Linked DNA regions of Mus musculus: region 1 is linked to region 2. The links are chromatin loops, found by intact Hi-C in ENCODE. Cell type or tissue: heart. All regions are shown on one strand. Each heading gives the region's core, and the rest is flanking DNA. Links, peaks and the distances in the headings are about the cores only.

The links. Hi-C counts contacts between places; a loop is a spot of excess contacts. Peaks named below come from ENCODE experiments on the same cell type or tissue, not always from the same donor. Only the 100,000 strongest peaks of a DNase experiment are listed, where the experiment ranks them.
Region 1: it touches region 2 in a loop (4-fold over the local background); 3 of 42 quality-filtered maps call a loop at or near these places.

Annotation. Positions count from the first base shown.
Region 1 is chr3:62,369,935-62,380,448 of GRCm38, reverse strand. Arhgef26 (Rho guanine nucleotide exchange factor (GEF) 26) reads right to left here. Exons shown (of 14, transcript NM_001081295.1): 4 at 2,805-2,861. Among named protein-coding and RNA genes, the nearest start is that of Gm33923, 27 kb to the right of the region's middle. In heart, for the core only: no CTCF peak of the experiment used is centred there; DNase peaks (open chromatin) are centred at 5,438 and 5,948.
Region 2 is chr3:62,443,337-62,453,850 of GRCm38, reverse strand. It overlaps Arhgef26 (Rho guanine nucleotide exchange factor (GEF) 26), which reads right to left. Exons shown (of 14, transcript NM_001081295.1): 11 at 5,549-5,758. Among named protein-coding and RNA genes, the nearest start is that of Dhx36, 58 kb to the left of the region's middle. In heart, for the core only: a CTCF peak has its summit at 3,565 (motif pointing right); a DNase peak (open chromatin) is centred at 6,500.

The sequences.
Region 1 (10,514 bases), core at 727-8,726, 72 kb after region 2:
CCTCTCCTGCTCCATCTCTCTGTGTGTCTTAATATGACTAATTTGCAGTCGACAGCAGCAAATACTGTGTGGCATGCCTGCACCTACCCCGAGAAGGTTCTCAGCAGCCACAGGAATTCCTTTATATAACTCATACAACTGAAAGCAATTTCATCTGTTCAACAAACCACCCTTCTACCCTCCCCAGTGTCTCGAGGGGGAGCAAGGCACCCTCGGCAGAGACTCTTGGTGACAGACACAGGTTTCTGATAACTATGGATGATGAAATGCCAGGCTACATCTAGAGACACCAACGCCCTGTATAAAGAATTCATCTACCACTTCAACAAAGTCAGACTTAGATTCTTTACTAAGGGGAATGCTTGAGGAATTTCTCCGTATGTGGGGTGGAGTGTTATGTGTAAACATTCTTCCAAGCCGGGTACCTTGACCTCTAGGTCTTGTTTCCTTCAAGCCCCTGCCCCAAGAGCACAGAGGAAAGCAGCTAGGTGGGAGGAGGACAGACACAGGCAGGTGGATTCCCAGCTGCTGCACAACGGAATGTATCTCCTACATCAAGTTAGCAGAGCTAATGTCAACATTTGCTGCCCTTTTTAATATCTGTAAGGTTTTGGAGGCCTTGACCTTAAAATGCTGGTCTAACCTCAGCTAAGGGAATAATGGACATAACTACTTAAAAGTTTTATTTTAAAATTTGCATTTTTAAAATTTTTTTCTTTTTCTTTTTTTAGAAAATTATTTTTTAAAAACGATTTAAAATTTTTCATTTTAAAGAGTAGGAGCACTAAGAGTTAGCTTGGACCTTGTATAAGATTATACAATCAACAAAACTGTCCCTAAGAAATAAAAAGTAAATAAATAAATAAATACACAGAAAAAGAAAAAGAAACTAAAGAAAATTCTCCATTCCTGAACAAAACTAATGGTAATAGATGCTTAATGTATTTGGGGCTTTGGAATGACTTCAAATATTTTCAACACTCACACCCAAAATACAAAGACAGACAAAAGATGTATTGAACGCCACAGCAGAGATCACACGCAAAGGCAAGTGCTCACTCCTCTGTGGGAGAGTTTATGGTGACAATGGTTGACTGTGTAACTGAAGAGGCACTGACTACGGCAGAGCAAGCAAGGGTTAGCCTGACGAAGAGACAGGAGGTACGAGTGTGAGACTGAAGCATCCCATCAGACACTTAGAATTCAACAGAAACAGACAAAATTCAAACGCATAAGATTTAAAAGTTGGATTTTTTTATTTTCATTAGACTTCAAACTTTGGAGAAATTCTTGAATATATAAGGAAAGAGAAGTATCATTTATTCCCCAATATTAAAAAAAAAAAAGTCCTCCTCTCTGCAATTGCTTAGTGAATCTAAGTAATCCGAAGAGATGGACGCCATACAGAGACTTAAAGAATGACCTCCATAGGCAAGGGGGTGGTTGGGCGTGCCTTTAATCTCAGCACTTGGGAAGCAAAGGCAATGGATTTCTGTTAGTTCAGGGCCACCTAATCTACAAAGTGAATTCTAGGACAGCCAGAGCTACACAGAGAAAATCTGTGTCAAACAAAAAACAAAAACAATACCAAAAAAAAAACCCAAAAATGATCTTCACAGAAAAACCCCCAAATATACTGAGTGTGAAAAATAAGTAGTACAACGTTTAGTGTATATATATGCATATGGAACTCATGATTTTAAAATGGAGATTGAAGAACACACAGCAACATGCAATTCAACTTCTCTCTGTGGAATAAAGAAATTGAGTTAAGGAAAAACCCAAGCTTTCTATCATGTTTTATTATCTTTGAAAACTGTGGGGAAAAATGAGATGTTCTGCATCTGTTAATTTCACCTCTGGGTCCCCTCAAATGCTATGCTATATTCTTCAACCTTTTTCAACTTAAGAATGTTGTTATTATGCACCCATATTGCTCCTTTGTTCCATGCCACTTGAATAAGACAAGGAGACTGGTGTGTCTGTGCCAAATTAATTTACTCGTATGTCAAAGCATGTGCATGGACACATACTAAGATGCATATCGTGAGGTAACGTGACATGTTCAGACTATTAGAAGAACAAGCAAAGCCAGGCAGTGGCAGTGCATTTGTGTGATCTTAGCACTGCGGAGGCAAAAACAGAGGATGGATGTCTGTGAGTTTGATGCTAGCCTGGTCTACATAGCGAGTTTTAGGAAAGACAGGGCTCCACAGTAAGACCGTGTCTCAAAAACAAGCAAAGCAAGAAAAGCAAAAATATTAAGCTGTACTGATTTAATTTCCAAGTTATAAAGTCCTATTGCCCTGCCTTTTTTTTTTTTTTTTTTTATCTTTTTAAGTGAACTTCATTTGGGGAATACTTCTTAATTTACAGAAAGTTTGCAAAGATATTCCATAAACCCATATCCTTTTCCAAGTTTTCTCCAAGCAGTGTTGACAGCATGATCAGGGTGTGTTGTGTAGAGACTAAAACAAGCACTGGATTCTTATTTTGGCTTTTTCAGCCCCAGGATCTAAAGTCTGTATTTCAACATATTTCTTCGATGCCCTTTGTCCTTTCAATGTAAATGCTGTAGAGACATTTATAATTTTTTTCTGTTCAAGGGGGTCTAAGACATGTGAAGCTTCATTCAAAGATAAAACTTGCTATGTTCATGGAAAGAGAACAGTATATTTTCAAACCTTGGACATATAGTAGGAGAAGACCGAAATATATGTGTGTGTGTGTGTGTGTGTGTGTGTGTGTGTGTGTGTGTGTGTGTGTGTTTGCAGTCCTACAGTCCTACAGTCCTACTGACATACCTCTTGTCTCTTCCTTTCCTCCTGGCTCACTGTCTGAGACAGCCCATTTCTTTTCACCTAGAAGAAAAGACAAAGCAGAGTTTACCTCACTGAACTTAACTGCTTGCTTTCTACATAAAGCATGCTTTTTAAAAATGAATTAAAGGAAACCATGCAAGATGTAGAATTAGCATAGTTCAATGCAAAAAAAAAAAAAAGAAAGAAAAGAAAAAAAGAAAAGAACACAGTGGCACCTGTTCAAATTTTTGTTTTAGTCTTTAGTTCTGGCTAGTTCCATAATATCAAATTACATCCAAGTCATAAAGGAGAAATCAGAAATCAAATAAAAGGATTGACGGCTCTGAGAGCTAACTGTCCAAGTTTACACAAAGAAGTCATCTTATCAATTAACCACAAGGCTGTCAGGGTTCTTCAGAGAGCTCTTCCCACCATCTTGTCAGGCAACTGTGGTCTCAGCAGACTTAACTGGCAAGCAAGGACATCAATCTGATTGTGCGTTTGGAAGCCGCAGTGTCTCTGAGACACGAAAGTACCATCCACGTACTTGCCATAAAGCTGTGGTGTCATTGTGGAGTGGCTGAAATGCTCATCTCCACTACACACCTATCTGACTGATAGAACTCCCATCAATATCCAGTTTCTAAATCCAAGAACGAAGGTGGCCAACAACTCCAAGAAGCAGGGCCCTGCTTTTCTTCTGGCACACTTAACACTTCCTTGTCTTCCAGCCAAAGGTTCACATAGCAGAAGGCTGTCATGAAGACAGCCACACCCTGAGGATTACAGAGCTGTTCCTTTCAGGTGAGATATCTATAGCAATGAAACAGGACCCTAAAACCTTAAGAACTGTTTCTCATGCCTCTTTATTAAACTGATACCTAACCTTTCTCATCATAAACTTAAAAACCTAAAAGAACATGTCTGATAACTATTACAACCTCAGGTTTTTAAAATTCACCCAAAGTAACATAAAATTGTAATTATTTGATATCCATTATCATCCGTGTAAAACAAACCAATTTCCTTAGCAGTTGGACAGTTCATATTGTTCTCTTCTCTTCTTGAAATCATATTTTTATGACAATTCCCCACAAAAATTTCATAGTGTAATATAAAAATTTGTGTTCGGCTATCCTATTCATCACCATTAGAGTACTTTGAAACCAGAGACATTTTTCAAGTTTACTTTTCTAAAATTCCCTATAATCACTGAGCTCCAAGTATAAAAAAAAAAAATCGTCCTGAAACAGATAATCACCACAGATGCCATTAGCAACCTAGGATTAAGGCAGCACAATTACTAACATTTTGTGAGGTTGTTTGGTTGTTTTAGGGTTTTTTGTTTGTTTTTTTGGTTGGTTGGTTGGTTGATTTTTTTGTTTGTTTGTTTGTTTGTAGGCTCTCACTATGTAGTTCTGATTGTCCTGGTACTTACTATAAAAGGGTCAAATTCATAGAGATCCACCTGCCTCTGCCTCCCAAGCGCTGGGATTAAAGGTCTGGGCCACTATGCCTGACAATTACTAAGATTAAAAAGTATTTTTTTTTTAATAAAGACAGCTCCCACTAAGAATCAGATTCATGACGTCTTTAGTCAAGAAGATTCCATTCTTGTTATTTTGCCCATTAAAACCAATATTTCAAACTCACTCTTGTCATTTTGTCATCCGGGCCTTCTTAGGGTCCTAGTTTTTCAACTCAGGACAAGATGCCATGGAAAGATTTGAGATGGGTAAGAGAAATGTCTTTATGTACCAAACGGGCAAGAAGCAGATGTGAAAGGGCAGATGGGAAAGAAGCCTTGTCTCCTTTTAGAAGACTAGTCAGAAGTTGGGGGTCTAGAAGATGGAACCTTAGAAGTATCCCCGGCCATCATTGCAAGATCTTCCCGAGGTCCTAGGGGAGTGGCACATACCCTATCGTGAAGGGCACATACCCTATCCCAAGGTCCTAGGGGAGTGGCACGTACCCTATCGTGAAGGCCAGGAGAGCGAGTTCTCTCTCCACAGTACTGTTGTAGAAACTGCAGACAGTCACACCATTTCCTTTCACTTGCTTTGATAATGATTTAGAGACCATTAGAGTAGAGTGAGTCCCAAATCAATAGTAAAATCAATAATCATTTCTCACTTATTTCATGCAAGGAATTGTGTTCAGCACTTCATATATTTTCCCATTGGATTCTCATAAAAATTCTGGAAACTTAATAGTGTTCACAGATGGTGTCAACTGAGACTTGGGATCCAAAAGGACACAGCTACAAGGACAGAGGCCAGGATCCAGTCTATGCCTGCCCAACTGCAAAGCTTTACTTTTAATGATTTATAGTGACCCCCTGCTCTCTGTGACAGGCACCCCATTTCTAGGGCTAGGCTATCATCACTAAGACTCCTTCTCATGCCAGGTCGGTACCAAAGTTTCCATGTGTTTTGTGGAACATGCCTATCATGGAACGTTCTTTCTTATCTTTATCCACCATCCTGACCCGAGGTCAAGCTGTCAGCAAGAACTCATGGGTGAAAAAGGCTCCCGTACATGTTTTAATAAGGCGGGAGACTGGCCAGAGAATGGAATCCTTCAGAGCTCCATTTGGTAAGCCTGGGCAGGAACTTGACAGGATTTCCTGCCTGACAAAGCCCTGGTGGATGGATGTGCAGGCAGGCACGGCGCCACAATCCCTGCAGGTGAGGTCACCAGCAGGCCTTGCCACACTGCTGGCTTCTCCATCTAACTGGAGTTTACATCTGAAATGTTTCTGTTGAGGAAAATGAAATGCTCTGCCTAGAAACCCACAGAGATGGCAGCTGGTTATGTCTGAGGGTGGAAGAGCACTTCTTCATGCAATCAAGGGGAGCAAAGACCCCCTAAAGCAGTCACCCTAGGGAGGGGGAAGAAGTTGGACTATCAATGCAAAGAAGCATCACTTTTCTGTAATACTGATGCAATGAATGACAAAATATTCCTTTCGCCTAACCATGTATAAAATGGCAGTGGTGTCCCTAGACACATGTATTAGGGGGGAAAAAACCTCCAGGAAGTGCTCTTGAATTATGATTAAGGAAACTGAATTGGAGCAGATTCAAGGAGGCTCAAAGTTCACTCTAGTGAGTTATGATCAAGCAGTCCCTTGTGGCTGGCAGACAGGGTCACAGGACCTGTCCTCCCTCTGCCTATCCTCCTATATCGGCTACTAACACCGTGGACAAGATGCCAGAAGAATCATTTTGTCTACCTAGGGCATGTCCACATTAAGTAGCACCCGGGGGGGGGGGGGGGCATGGCAGCTGTCTGGAGGCACAAGGTCATTAGCAGATCAGATGGCTTCGGAGAAGTGTGCAGAGATGAGCAAGGACAGAGTGATCCACAATGCCACTTAGACTGAGTCGTGGAAGCCAGAGAGAGCCAGAGAGTACAGGAGCATCGTTCAGGAGGACAGAAGAAAGGGAGAAAGGCATAGTGCAAAGCAAGCTGAAGGAAGAGAAAGAAGAATGTATACGAAATGATTTGAGAAAGTCCTTTTCAAATAGATATTCAAAATTCAATAGTAATCTTGTCAGGATACTTAAGCTAAAATGAGACATTGCAAGGCTTTTTTTTTAAATTTAATTTAATTTTATTAGGTTTTTTTTTCATTTACATTTCCAATGCTATACCAAAAGTCCCCCATACCGTCCCCACCCCACCCCTCTACCCCCAATTCCTACTTCTTGGCCCTGGTGTTCCCCTGTACTGGGGCATATAAAGTTTGCAAGACCAAGGGGCCTCTCTTCCCATTGATGGCCAACTAGGCCATCTTCTGATACATATGCAGCTAGAGACATGAGCTCTGGGGGTACTGGTTAATTCATACTGTTGTTCCACCTATAGGGTTGCAGACCCCTTCAGTTCCTTGGGTACTTTCTCTAGCTCCTACATTGGGGGCTCTGTGTTCCATCCTATAGATGACTGTGAGCATCCACTTCTGTATTTGCCAAGCACTGGCATAGCCTCACACTAGACAGCTATGTCAGGGTCCCTTCAGCAAAATCTTGCTGGCATATGCAATAGTGTCTGGGTTTGGTAGCTGACTATGAGATGAATGCCTGGTAGGGTAGTCTCTGGATGGCTTTTTTAAATCATAACAATTCTATGCAGATTTAAATGTCACAGGCTTTCTGAAGTTTGCAAGCTCTTACTAAAAGAATCTAAAGAATAGTCATGTTTAATCCATATCTTTAAGCACATCCCTTGTTTCCATGTATGGAAAAGAAAATAACATACTAGCTACTGACACATACGAGCTCTAATTTTCCATCTACAATCAAAGAAACTAAAACTGTTCAGCTTTCTTTTTATTTCTAATTTTGTGATCTTAGTTTTAGCATGAAAATCACAGTATCCACTATATCAGCTTTATTGCTGGTACTAAGCTTGGAGAATGGGGTTTAGCCCTGTGAGCGGCTTCTTATACCTTCTTTCCCTAAGCTGAACTTTCACACTCACTAGATGCTGAACAAATAGCTTCCCAGTCCAGTTTAAAGCCTCCTGGCAAGATGCAAGAATGGAAGCTTCCTTTGTCATTTCTTAAATATACACTTCATACCAAAGGCCCAGCTGGGTACAAATGGAAACAGGCAGATGGCCAGAAGGACGGCATGTGAACCTTCTTGCTTAATTAAGCTTACTTATCAAGAGTAAGTAGAATTTTGAAAGTATATTCATGAAACTTTAAGAGCTGAATTCAGTTCTTGAAGAATCTCTGTGAGGTTCTTGACTTTGCACAATCTAACCAGTTAACAAAACTATTCAGATCTGGCCAAGTAGACGCTACACAGTCAAACACATCAGTATCTTTACCATTTTAAGTGAATAAAAATTAATTCAAATAAAGCATGGGAATGTGAAAGACTGCACTTCTGACCCGTTGAAGACTGGAAAGTATGTCTGTGGCTTGAGACAGGGAATGCAGAAAACTCACTATGCTACAAGTATAATTTCAGTTGTCGGTTATATATTCCCTGTTGTAATCAGCACTTAATTTCTTTCCCTTTGATCTTTGTGACCTTTATATTTTATATATCTGAATGATAAATTCACAATTTGCTAAATTTAAGAGAGAGCACTTCCTTGGATGTGAAATTGCCTAGTTCTCGCCTCAGAGTTTACCAAATCTCTAGAAGGGTAAATAAGTCAAAGCGAGAATTCAGATGTTAATTTGTGCCCGGTTCCTTTTTGATGTCTGTAATCTAGGTCTCTCTCAAATTCACATACTGAAGCCCTATCTTCCAAGCTGATGGTGTCAGTTCACAAGTCTCCTAGGCGGTGGTAAGGTAATGTAGGTAGAGCCCTCAGGTCTTGGTTTATTGTCTTTGAAAAGAAACCAAGCCGGGCGTGGTGGCGCACGCCTTTAATCCCAGCACTCGGGAGGCAGAGGCAGGCGGATTTCTGAGTTCGAGGCCAGCCTGGTCTACAAAGTGAGCTCCAGGACAGCCAGGGCTATACAGAGAAACCCTGTCTCGAAAAACCAAAAAAAAAAAAAAAAAGAAAAGAAACCAAAGGGAGACTCCTTGCCCCTAGCACTATATACATATGCAGCAAGAAGGAACTCTGAATCAGAAAGCAGTCCTTCACCAAATACCAACTCTGCCTTGAAGTGAACGTCTCAGCCTTCCTGAACTATAAGGAATAAACTTCTGTTTTTATAATCCACCTAGCTTGTAGTATTTTCTAATAGTAATCTGAACATTGGCACTATGCAAAGTCTAAGCTTCAAAACCGAATGCCATAGGGAAGAACAGATAAGCTTCCCCCATTGATTTCACATCTGCAGTCAGTACAATTACACTAAGCATCTTCACATTACAGAGAGCTGACAGGCAATCCAGAGATGGTATTCGGTATTTTTTTGCCCCGTGACAGGATTATCAGCCAAGTTCTCTAAGAAAGCCCCTTAACACTGAACCTGTCCATGGCTCTCTCTGTGCAGAGCCGAGATCAAGAGCATCAGCACTTGGCTCATTAGACCAAATTTTTCTGTGGTCATGAAACAAAGCCATGTTCTTGCCCCTCTGTGATATAAGGCTCTTTTTTGGATAAGATGGATGTCTGTGTTCCTTCTATTTCTCTGCCACTCAGGGAAAACAGAATAGGGAGACTCATGTAAATTGACTAATCAGGAAGATTCAGAACTGTATAGTCAGTTTAAGACTATACTACATATTTATAACCCCAAGTCCCTGTCATTTCACAAAGCACTTTACACAAGATATTTGTTTGAGGTAAGTCCATTAAACTTGCCAGACTCTACTCAACTGCAGAAAATAAGCTGGTTACTCGTCTCCAGTAGCCATTCTCCTCTCTCAAGTGCCCTTTCCAACAGCCTAGGTAGAATGGGGCTGCAAAGCACAAATTATATAGGACACAGTCATTCCTGAACCCTTCCAGTCTTCCACAACGATGTCACCCCTCAAGTATAAATGAGCCAGAGCTCTTTGCATGCAAAGAGAACATGGCATCTGTGACAATGACACAGCTGATGGGGTCCAGAAATGGTGCCGTCAATTTAGAGACTCCAGAGGTTCTCTTCAGTTCATTGACTGCGACATTCTACTATATAAGCTACAAGACACAGAGGACATCTTTCTTTCAAAGTATCAGAGATGTGCATACTTAAGACCAGACATATAAGGTCACGATGGAGGCAGTACACTGCCCTGAGTAAGCAGAGAAGATGCTATTTGGAGGAAAGGAAAAAAACCAAGACAAGCATGGAGGAAAGAAGGGAAAGAAAGAGTCAGTAAGCCACAGACCTTACACATTTGCACTTTAAAATATACTAAGTGATGTCCCTGTGACCTCCTGATTCCTTTGTTTAAAAGACCAATCCCCTCTCCGATCTGTTGTTAAACTCAGTTCCGTCATCCTCCCGGAAGTTGTTGGACCTCAGCAGCAACCATGCATTGTCAAGCAGGCAAGTATCAGATCCATTCAAATGACAGAAAGTCAGATAACACAGGTCAGGGATTGAGGCTTTTACAGTCATACACAGGGCCAAGATTCCCAAATGAATGTTGGTTATTCCAATACTGATAGATCTGAGGCTGAAAATGCAAATGGATAGGCAATTAAATGAGCAAGAATTAACTGCAGTGATCCGTGTGATGTTGGAGATGAGTGCGCATTCCTCCCTTGCAGCCAGCTCTCTCACCTGCTCTCACCAGCTATGTCTAGCCAACTCCTGACTCAAGAGTTCTCAGTTCTCCCCCAACATGTCAAATGCTTATTATGCACCAGGCACAGTTTTATTCAGGCATCTTAAACCTACAACCCTTCAAGGTAAATATTATTATCCCTAGTTTACAAGTTAAATGTAAGACATAGAAAAGCTTGCCTTTCAAATTAAGCTTCCCTGCCTGCACATTCCACATGGTGACCTCTCAGCCACTGCAGCACACTGACCTCTGAAGCTTCATGTGTGTGTGTGTGTGTGTGTGTGTGTTATTTGTGGGTGCATGTTTTTGAGAGTATGTGTAGAGCCAGAGGGCAAACTTAGTTATTGTTCCTCTGGAGGTAACCACTTTGTTTTTGAGACAAAGTCTCACATAGATTGAAGCTTATGGGTTATGCTAGGCTCACTAGCCACCAAGATGCAGAGATCCCATCTCTGCCTCCCCAGTGCTGGGATTAAAGCGAATGCCACCATCCAGCTTTTTAAAGCAGGCTCTAACTCAG
Region 2 (10,514 bases), core at 1,663-9,662:
CAAAATAGTCAGCAGGGTTCTTATGAACAAAAGTGAAAACCAGGAGAAACCTGGGAGTGGGAAGTGGCCTTGGGGTTGTTCTAGCAACTTACAGATACCAGAAAACTAGGAAGGGGCTAATAGGAAGTAGGACATCTAAGATGTTGGGGGAAGGGATTTAGTTAGTAGGACATACATGATATGAAAGTGGTGAGACAAACAGGATAGGAAGTTTAAGTACTGATGGTGTGGAGGATTGGGAAAATAAGGGCATGAGGGAGAGTAGTCAAAGTGACTAGTGAAACAGGCATATTGAAACCAATAAGCAAATTAAAATAAATAAGAGAAGGGAGATCTCCTTCTTAGTGAGAGAATGCTCCTCCTAGAACCATGATTATTAACAGGAACCCCAGTATCACATGTAGATCTCTATCCCCATTAACACAGGGGCAGTGAAACCCTGCCACCAGACAGAAAAACAGGTAAGATAGAAACAGAGTCAACACCCACCACCTCCAGTAAATCTCACAATTGAAATGGTAGGCATTAGAATCAGTTCCCTGACAATCAGTCATGTAGAATAAAAACCTAGAGTTCTCCATGCTAATAAGGTATCTAGATAGGCTCGGAGTATCTAGTCAATGAACTTCCTTTCCTGGGCATTCCATCCTGCAGGAGGTATTTAATCTCTGGTTCACCCTGGGGGTGATCCTTTGTTGTAAAGAATGCTGCCTAGATCCCAGAGAAGGCCGGCCTTCCTTTCTTCCAGTCCCTCCATACCTTGGCACTCATTGGGAAATTAGTCAAATTCCTTCAACCTGGGCTCAGCGTGGGTAGCGGACCTGTTCCCAACTTCTCAAAGTTCACAGCAGCATCTGGGTACACAGGAGTTTAAGAAGCATAGGATCTGTCCCAGATCTCTTGCCCAGAAGAACAGACTGAGACCTCTGTCTTAGACTGCATTCTGCCTTCCCTGAGCGGCATATCTGCCAGCATCAAGGCACAAATGGACAATGTATCATGACTGCAAAATACAGGGAAACAAAGGCAGAACAAAGCAGAAAGCATCTTCCCTGCTGACTAGCTTTCATAATGCTAAAGAGTGCTCTACAGGCTACTAGGAGAGAATGGCACCAACTGTGAACCTTATGAACCAACAACCAGGCAAGATGTACTCACTACTGAAATAATGGCAAAACCATTACAGGGGCAACCATTGTTCTTTGATTGGATTCAGGACTTGTTCCGCAAGAGAAAATTCATGACTTATAGTATGAGCCTAATCAAAACCCTATAACTAGGGAAAACATAGGCCATAAGAGGCCTTAAGAGGCAACCTACTACTGCTGTTTAGTTAAACTGACACAATTGTCAAACTGTTGTCTAAACATGTTTATACCCATAGACAAATGCTGCTTTCAGCCTTAACTAGAGAAGCTTCTCTTCACAGTACATGTACATGAATTCAGAGATGGTTGGCTGCTATATTAAGGGACAGTTGAGTGGAGAGCCCTATACCACCACTTTATGGCTCAGAATATACTGAAGGAGAAAGTGATGGAAAGACGGGACAGATGATGGAGAGGTAGAAGAGCTGTAGAATGCAACTCCTAGGCATCATGTGGCCATTGCAATCATGACCCCAGCAGCTGAGTTGCCTTCACTGGGCTGGCACAAGGCTAAATCTGTCAATAGTCATGGCCAGAAAGGGGGATAACTAGAGAGGCACTGCCCATCTCCACTGAGCTATTGGCCACTGCTGGGTTCTGGGTGAGAGCTACTGGTCAATCTGACAGGATCCATTGGATATTCCATGCCCATAGTCACTCATGCAGCCCTAATTAAATACAGTTAGAAAATCAAACAAAACCACATGAATGTGGGAAAGCCATGTGTAGGGAGGAGAGGGTGAAGAGATAAAGAGAGAGAAAGGGGCCTGAGAGGGTGAGAATACTCAGAATGCAGTATGTACACATATGGGCTGTCAAACTAAGTTTACTAATTTAAAAGTACACATTTTAAAAGGGTGACAGAGACTAACAAAGAACAACATTTCCCTAAATATGGTTACTACTCTACCTTGCCTTGGATATAGAAAAACTAATTATTCTCTTTTTGTATCAGCCTAAAACTATGTTTTGGGAATCTGCTAAATACAAAGAGGGGGAAAGACATGAACGAATCCAAGACTAGAGATTAGCAGTCAACAGTGCAGGGTGAGAAAGAATGTTTAGAATTCTGTCCATGTGGTTCAAAAGATAAACTCAGGAAGGAGACAGTAAGAAGGAAAATTAAGGATAGATGAAACATACTGCTGTGCACTCAAACCCAGGAACATAGAGCAAACATCATTTTCCTAACTTAACTGTTAATGGAGCATATTAATCAAATAACACATAAAAAGGAGAAAACTGCCAGGAGTGGTGGCACATGCCTTTAATCCCAGAAGGAGGCAAGGAAGGCAAATTTCTGAGTTCAAGTCCAACAGAGTGAGTTCCAGGATAGTCAGGAGTGAACAGAGAAAAACTATCTCAAAACAAGCAAGGAAGAGAAGAGAGGAGGGGGGGGGGAAGGGGAGAGAAGAGAGAAGAGAGAAGAGAGAAGAGAGAAGAGAAGCAGACCATAAATGTGGGGGCTCAGAGAGATAACTCAGTGGTCAGAGTGACTGCTCTGCAAACATAGCTGGATCATGGTGCCCTTGTAACAAGTTAGATATTCTGAGAAATACGATTATTCCAGCTGCAGTAGTGTGCAGAGGCAGAGGCCTAAGACATAAGCCCCAGTTCAAGAAGAAGAACCGGAGTCAGAAGGACACAAAGGAAGTGATTGAAAAGGACAGGAAGCTCTCTTCTGGCTTTTGTGTGTTGCACAGGCATGTATAATATACATGTGTACATACATGCACAGAACTGTATCCAAAAGCACACGTTAAAAACAAAAACAAAAAAAAAATATCAACTGTATATTTCACAAATCTTAGATGCAAAGAACACACCTTACACTGACTAGGACTGATTGTTCAAAACCAGATAGCTTATACCATAGAGAAATGATAACTGGTTGTGGGGTAAACATAGCTTAAGTTGATTTAAAGAGAGATCATAATGTGTTATTAGTTTGTTCAGCTTTTATGCTTCCTGGCTTAAGTTTAAAACAAAACAGAAACAGAAAAGCAGGATCTCAGAACTAAGCTACAGATGTAGAGCATGTTATCATTTGCTAGACACTTAAATGACCAGTTGTCTGTGACATTGAGCGTGTCTGTTTTAAGGAGAGGGCATTTTGGTGTCCTTTTTTCTCTCTACCGGTGCTGTTTTGTATCTTGTCAGCATCTGTCCATTTATTTAAGAATTATGTTTATGTTTAATATATAATATAATATATATTATATTATATATAATAATATATATTATATATAATATAATATTATAATATAATTATAACATTATTATATATAACATATATTATTATATATCATATATATTATATTATATATAATATAATGTATAAATGCTTTGTCCATGTGTATGAATGTACTGCAAAAATGCCTGGTATCCCTGGAGACCAGAAGAGGGCACTCTAGATGCCCTGAAATCAGATTTACAGACAGTTTTAAACCACAGTGTAGGTGCTGGAAAGTGAACCCAGGTCCTCGCCACTGTTGTTAGAGCAAGCGCTCTAACCACTGAGTGACCTCTCCAGCCCAGTCTATTTATTAGCTTTTCAGCTGTAATTGAGTGCAGAGGAGGGAAGAGAAGAATGACAGTCCCTCTTTCTGTTCCCAGAGACTTCTGCCTCACCCCCATCTCTTCTGGAATGTTCTCTTGCTATTAATGAAAGGACTACAAATATGAGTCATACTCATGGGTTTGTGGGTGACATAACTAAAGACTCTGAGGAGATGTCTGGTGTAGAAAATGTACAACCACTCAGTTTAAGGCAAATCAAAGGCAAGAGGGTAGAACAGACTCTACAGTCCCGGGAAAGCATCGAGCCTTTACATAAAAGAACAGGACACTGACTTAGAATGTCTAAGAAACAAGTAATGGAGATTTCATAAATGATGTTTGAGGCAGTCAGGAAAAGCTCTGTCAAGACATCAGTGAGGCCAGAATGAAGGACAAACTGGGGACAGAGAAGGAAATCACAAGCAAAAACAGCAGCACCCTCTCCTTTTCTAACTGCAAAGAGGGAGTTTCCAACTTCAATGAATTTTCTGGAATGTCTAGACAAGTACTAATCCCCAAAGACTTTAAGCTTTTCTTAAAGTTGCAAAAAATGTAGCATATTAATTCCATTCTTAAAAGAGGTTGCCGTACACACAAAGAAAAAAAAGTCTAGTTCTGCCTCTGATACCAGAGGACTTCTAGAGTTGAGCAGATGCTTTCCTTTTGCCAAGCCTGGCCCTGGTTGTGTCCCATGCTGGTTTCTAGACACACAGACACAGGACACCTTCCTCTTCAAAGCAGCAGACACAGGGGGCAATGCTGGGAACTCTAGAGGCCTTTTCTACTGCTCAGGGGAAAGAACTGTGAGCCCATAAAAAAAGATCTCTTCTGTAAGAGTATACATTTACATAAAGACTTCACTATAGTTGGGGCTGTTATTCACTACTATCTGCTGATCCGTTTTAATCACTCTCCCTGAGAATGCTGGCAGACAAGGGCAGGGAACATGCAGGAACCTGAGAGGACGCAGCCATAGGGAACTCCTTTTCCTCCTCCATGGCTGTATTTCCTAACCCACCACAGCTCCTGGCCCACGGCGATATCCAAGAGACTTCTTGTTTCCAAAGAATTTGGTCAGCAATGTCAAAATGAACAAAATCATCAAAGTGGACTTGCAAACCAAGCCCCAATCCCCTCCTTCAGGGTGAGCACATGTAGTGTTGGTGAATGGACAGGCACAAGCACAATCCCTGGCCTGCCTTTGGGAAGAAGTATGGAGATGTGCTTTCCTAAGCTGAGTGTGTTCCTGGGAGTCCCCCTGCTCTGTCTGACTAAGGGCAGGTGATCCAGAAATTACTTCAAATTCAACTGGACATAGCAAACTTTGCTTGGACTCTAACTACTATTAAATCATTTTGCCTAAATGGATGAGCCATTTTTCAAGACTGCAAACTGTAGCAACTGCAATGTGTTCATGTGAAATGTTAAGTGGCCACATCCTAGCTTTTGGCAGTAGAAGCAGCTTCGAAAGAGCTCCAAAAACCCAATGAGAGATTGCTGTAAAGCTACAGAACGTTCCAAATGAACTTGAATGAATGAATAAATAAAGGCTTCATCCTAGTGTTTTTGTTTATGGAAAATGTCAGTGTTTAAATAAAATGCATTTGTCAATGAAACTGTTCAATTAAAATCCATCCATCTATCAAGATTTTCAGGTCCGCAAAGTATGACCATTCCCTAGGAGATCACATCTGCTAAAAGCACCTGAATGCTATGCTTAGTACACAGTAGGTACACAACAACAAAACTAAATAGGAGCCACTGTGTGTGGAGAGCAAGAGCAGGTGGGCGAGGCAAAGGGAGGTCAGGTACTCCGAACCTTCTCCCGCCCGTGTACTTACTGGGTCTCAGCGCCTAGTAGCATGTCCACCTTCTCACTGGCATGGTTGCTGAGGACTGTCAGGGTAAAGAGGTGAGTGGCAGAGCTCTGTCTTGAGTAAAGCATCGTGGAAGGGTTCTTCCCTGGAGAGGAATTAAGCTCTTCATTGTCACAGGATTCCACCAACAGCTGGTCCCTTAAGGAGTAATCATTGACATTGTAGCTTTCTTCACTAAAAGAAAGGGGGAGAACATTTTAATTTCTCAGTGGCTAGGACTGTGACACTGTCAGATTTCAAGTCACCTTTCCGGAGAAGTGGCCAGGACATCCAGAGGGAGGAAAGAATGGCCTGTTTGATAACATGAATTGGAATCTGATTTTGATCTACCAATTACCAATTAAGAGAAGCACCGAAATTATGATACTAAAGTACGTCTCAGATAAAAGAGCAATATATTTTTGAAAACACAGGTCATTTCTTATATGGACTTAAAAGTCAATACATGAAAAGTGAGCACTTCTTGAGTACAAAACTATGAGAAATTTCTACTGAAGATCCAAGTATCTGGCAGGCAACACCATGAGACTCACACTGCCATTTTAGGAACAATAAACAAATGTTAGATAGATGAAATGTTGAATAATTAACCCTATGAAGAGTTTCATAGGCTTTATTTGCCTCTGCTCTGTAACTGGTATAATCAGTAAGAGTTGCACACATCCTGATAATTGGTGCACCTGCCTGCTTTACACACACCTTCACCACAAAATGAAGAGGACACTGTAAAAGCCTGCCCACACTCTGGGTAGCCCCTACCCACGAATGACCACAGCAGAGGACACAAGGAGAACCCCAGAGGCCTAACGATAAAAATCGAACTTTAGCAGATCCCCCAAGGAGGCCTGCTTGCTTTGGCAAAGTTCCCAGTCCATTCTCCCTGATAGAGCCTTGTACTTCAGAAGCCACGAGGACATCCTGCTATGTCCCCACCCTTCCTTATCCTAGTCTCTCAGGACTCTTTATTCCACAGTGTGAAGATGGCGAATCCCTCGGGACAACTGGCTCTTGAATACTTCCCACTGTGTCCTTCTGCGAGCGTCCTCCCTTAGGGAATTCAGTTAAGTCTTAAGCAGCCTCTCACTGGAACCTTCTGTCTACCTTGTAATCAGGTAAGTTTCCTCTAACAGAATCTTGGTTCTCTAGAGATGCTGTATCTCCTAATGGCTCTGCTCGCTTCTACAAAATGATGCCCTTCTGCTCCTAAGAAGGCCTAGACTCTGGAGCTTACGCTGCTGGTCTCAGTCCCAATCACAAGCTTCTACAGACTTCAGAGTCCTCCAATCCTATGTTAGGGCTCCCAAGCTTACCGCACCAATTATCAGGATGCGAGCAAGTCTCACTGATCATAACTGTTACAGAACAGTGGCAAACGAAGCCATGAAGCTCTTCACTGAGTTAAGTATTACTTTCTTCTTTACATTCCATGAACAGCTCCTTCTCTTGCTGTGGTCTCAGTGGTTGCAGGTACGATATCTCAGCCTTCTCCTCACTCTTATCATTACCATCAAATGTGGCCTATCCTTCATCCCAATAACAGTCTAGACACACGGTACTCTGTGCTCTACCAGGCACCTATCTTTCTAGCTCAAGTTCAAATCCTTGTCACCCAAACTTAATTAACCCACCGGTTCCTATTCGCTGACTCTGACCGTTTCCCTGTTGATGGATTCCTCATGTCTCCTCACCTGTACATATCAAATTACCCATCTTGGATTCCTCATAGCTAGCTAAAATCTTGTCTTGCACCGTGCTTATCTCCCTTGGCTCTACTTGTCTGGCAAACTCCAAATCTAGCTATAGCTATCTCTTCCTGCTCTCTTCTGCTGTTATAGATAAACCTCAGCTGAACTGAGGTAAGCAGACGCCCCTACAATAAATTCTAGTGTACTCTAGGAACAATGGCATTATCTCATTTAATAGCACATAAAAGTATTTAAACTTAGAAGAGCTGGAAGAAAACTCCCTGTGTCCAAATATAGTACGGGTTCTTCGAACAAAACATTTTGTTCAAAAGTTCAGGTGCTTTCTTTATTCAGCAGTAAACATTCTGCCTTGTAACTGTCCTTGGAAAACTTTATAGTTTTTTTTTTTTGTTTCCTTGAAGTTTAGGTTGATAAACTGTCCACCCAGAAACAGCACATACAGCCTTCTCTAAAAACTAAATATACTTTCTGACCAAATCCATTGTTAGGATCATGTCTGTGTTCTCTGTAAGTTCCCATGTCAAGAAGATTTCCAAATCTGTCCCGAGGCTGCCACACCCAGGCATATAAGTTGTTTTCACATCTAAATGAGACCTATCAAAGCCCACATTACACTCAAAAGAAGAAAGCAGGACAGTGCACCTTACAATCAAACAGGGTTGTATCTAAAAGATCTTGTTTACTAAAAACAAAGAAGTCAATTGTTAGCAGGGCAGAAAATGTTTACAATGCCAGGACATCTTAGACATAAATTTAACAGCCCAGGATTCAGGATGTGCCTGTGCACACACCCTACCACTAACACCACTATCACACACACACTCTCATACACACACACACACACACACACACACACACACACAAAGAGGCAGGAGAGATGAAGGCAAAAAAAAAAAAAAAATGAAAGCAAAAGCAGTATCTGTAGGAAAAACCACTTAGAAAATAGAGGTTGCTTGCTATTTTTCTTTTCTTCCTATCTTGCTCTTTGGTGGCAATCAAAAGCTATAACATCATCACTCAATGGCAATATCAAAAATCATTCTCTGGATAGGGAAATTAAAGAAATTAATATTTTATGGGTGCAATAGTTAGGTAGGCCCTGAAGAATAGTAGTTGCATTGGGATCAAGGTTCCTTCCAAAGAAACGAAAGTCCAAAGAATATGTGCATGACTGCCCTCATTTAGCATCAGGAAGCATTGTTAATTTGTCCCTGACAGACCTTAAGGACTAAGTTCCTAGAAGACAAATATAAACTATGATGGCAAGTCTTTCCTCTGCTTCATTTTTTAGAATTTGTATCTTCTAGGATTTACCTAAATTTAAAAAAAAAAAAAAAAACAACAGCTAGAAAATTTTATTTCATCAATGCTTTGAATGAGGACTCACTAAAGCCGGAAACAGATACATTTTTAAATTGTGCATTAAATGTTCCTTTAAGCAACAAGTACAACGCCATGACTAAAAGCTATGGTAGTTGCCTGACCCCATTTAGACCAGTCAGCCTTTCCATGTCTACTTGGAATGGTAAAACTGTGATCCTCCTATTCACAGCTAGAAAAACTCATCATTGGTAATTGTCCAAACTGTATGAATGGAGACCTTAGCTTATTTTAGATACCTAGATCCAAAGCCATTTTCAAAACAGATGTTTCCTGTCTGTCTTTTAAGTGATTACTCTCATTCATTAAAAAAAAAAAAAAAAAAAAAAAAAAAAAAAAAAAAATCATTGTTATCTAGGTAGGTTTTGCATTATATACTTATATAGAGCCAACACTTTACTAGTTTTTAAAAGTGGTGTCTTATTAAAAAAATACCTTTAACAGTAGCAAATAAATAAGTAAATAAATTCGTTATTTATCCCAGTCAGCTACCTTAAAACTCACGGAAACAAAAACTGGCAAGTGGCTGGCTCACTCTTACAAGAAATTTTCTGGTATGTTCTCTCACACACTCACTACTACACAAACATCATGACCAAGAAGCAAGTTGGGGAGGAAAGGGTTTATTCAGCTTACACTTCCATGTTGCTGTTCATCACCAAAGGAAGTCAGGACTGGAACTCAAGCAGGTCAGGAAGCAGGAGCTGATGCAGAGGCCATGGAGGGATATTCCTTACTGGCTTGCTTCCCCTGGCTTGCTCAGCCTGCTTTCTTATAGAACCCAAGACTACCAGTCCAGGGATGGCACCACCCACAAGGGGCCCTCCCACTTGATCACTAATTGAGAAAATGCCTCTCAGCTGGATCTCATGGAGGTATTTCCCCAACTGAAGCTCCTTTCTCTGCGATAACTCCAGCTCGTGTCAAGTTGACACACAAAACCAGCCAGTACACTCACATATAGATAGTTAGTCCCCCAGGAGTTCAGAATGATAGCCATTATTCCCCTGACTCTGATCTGTCGATGACTGCATAAAACTCATTCTTCTGTCAATCGGAACCTGAAACCCCCTCACCCCCCAGTTCAGACTGGCTAGTGTGTGCTGGAGAAGGAGAAGGGAGCCCACACCAGGCACCACTAGGCCAGGCTTTCCCCCTCCTGCGCACTCAGGTCCCAGAAGGCCAAAGGAGTGGGAAAGAAACAACTCTTTTCCTCAGGGAAGCTGACTCTAATCAGACTTCCCATGTTTGTCTCCATCATTTAAAAACATATGGTTGACACAATTTCTGAAACAACTTGGATCATGTAATGAGGAAGTCGAATTGCTCAGGAAAAAAAAACGAGTGGAAAAACCACCTTTCTTTGCTCGGACGAGTTTACATGGAGACTTCCTCCCATTGTGCCACATGCTCTCCACACTTGCAGCTGCCCGGGCTCCCCGCTCTGTGCAAGGCACTTCCGATCAGGTGCAGGGACCCGTCAAGATCGAGGCCACAGAGATGAGTCTCCCCACTGAAACCCAAATGAAATCCTAGTAACCTCTGTCCAGACTCTCCTCTAAATAATTATCTTAAACAATATAAGGAGCCATCTGTTGGCAACAGGAAACCAAACTAAACACTTCTCATAGTTATTTTCTGTGTGAAGAAGCTCACACAATGTCTGAATGTATGCTGCACACCAACTGAGGTGAGGTGACATGAGATGATGTGACATGAGCCTGACGGTGAAAAGTTTCTTTTTCTTGTGATGCTGTGACTGGATCCCAGGGCCTCGCACATACTTAGTCAGCACCGGAGCAATACGCACCATCCTTGGCACCCCCTTTATTAGGCAAATAATT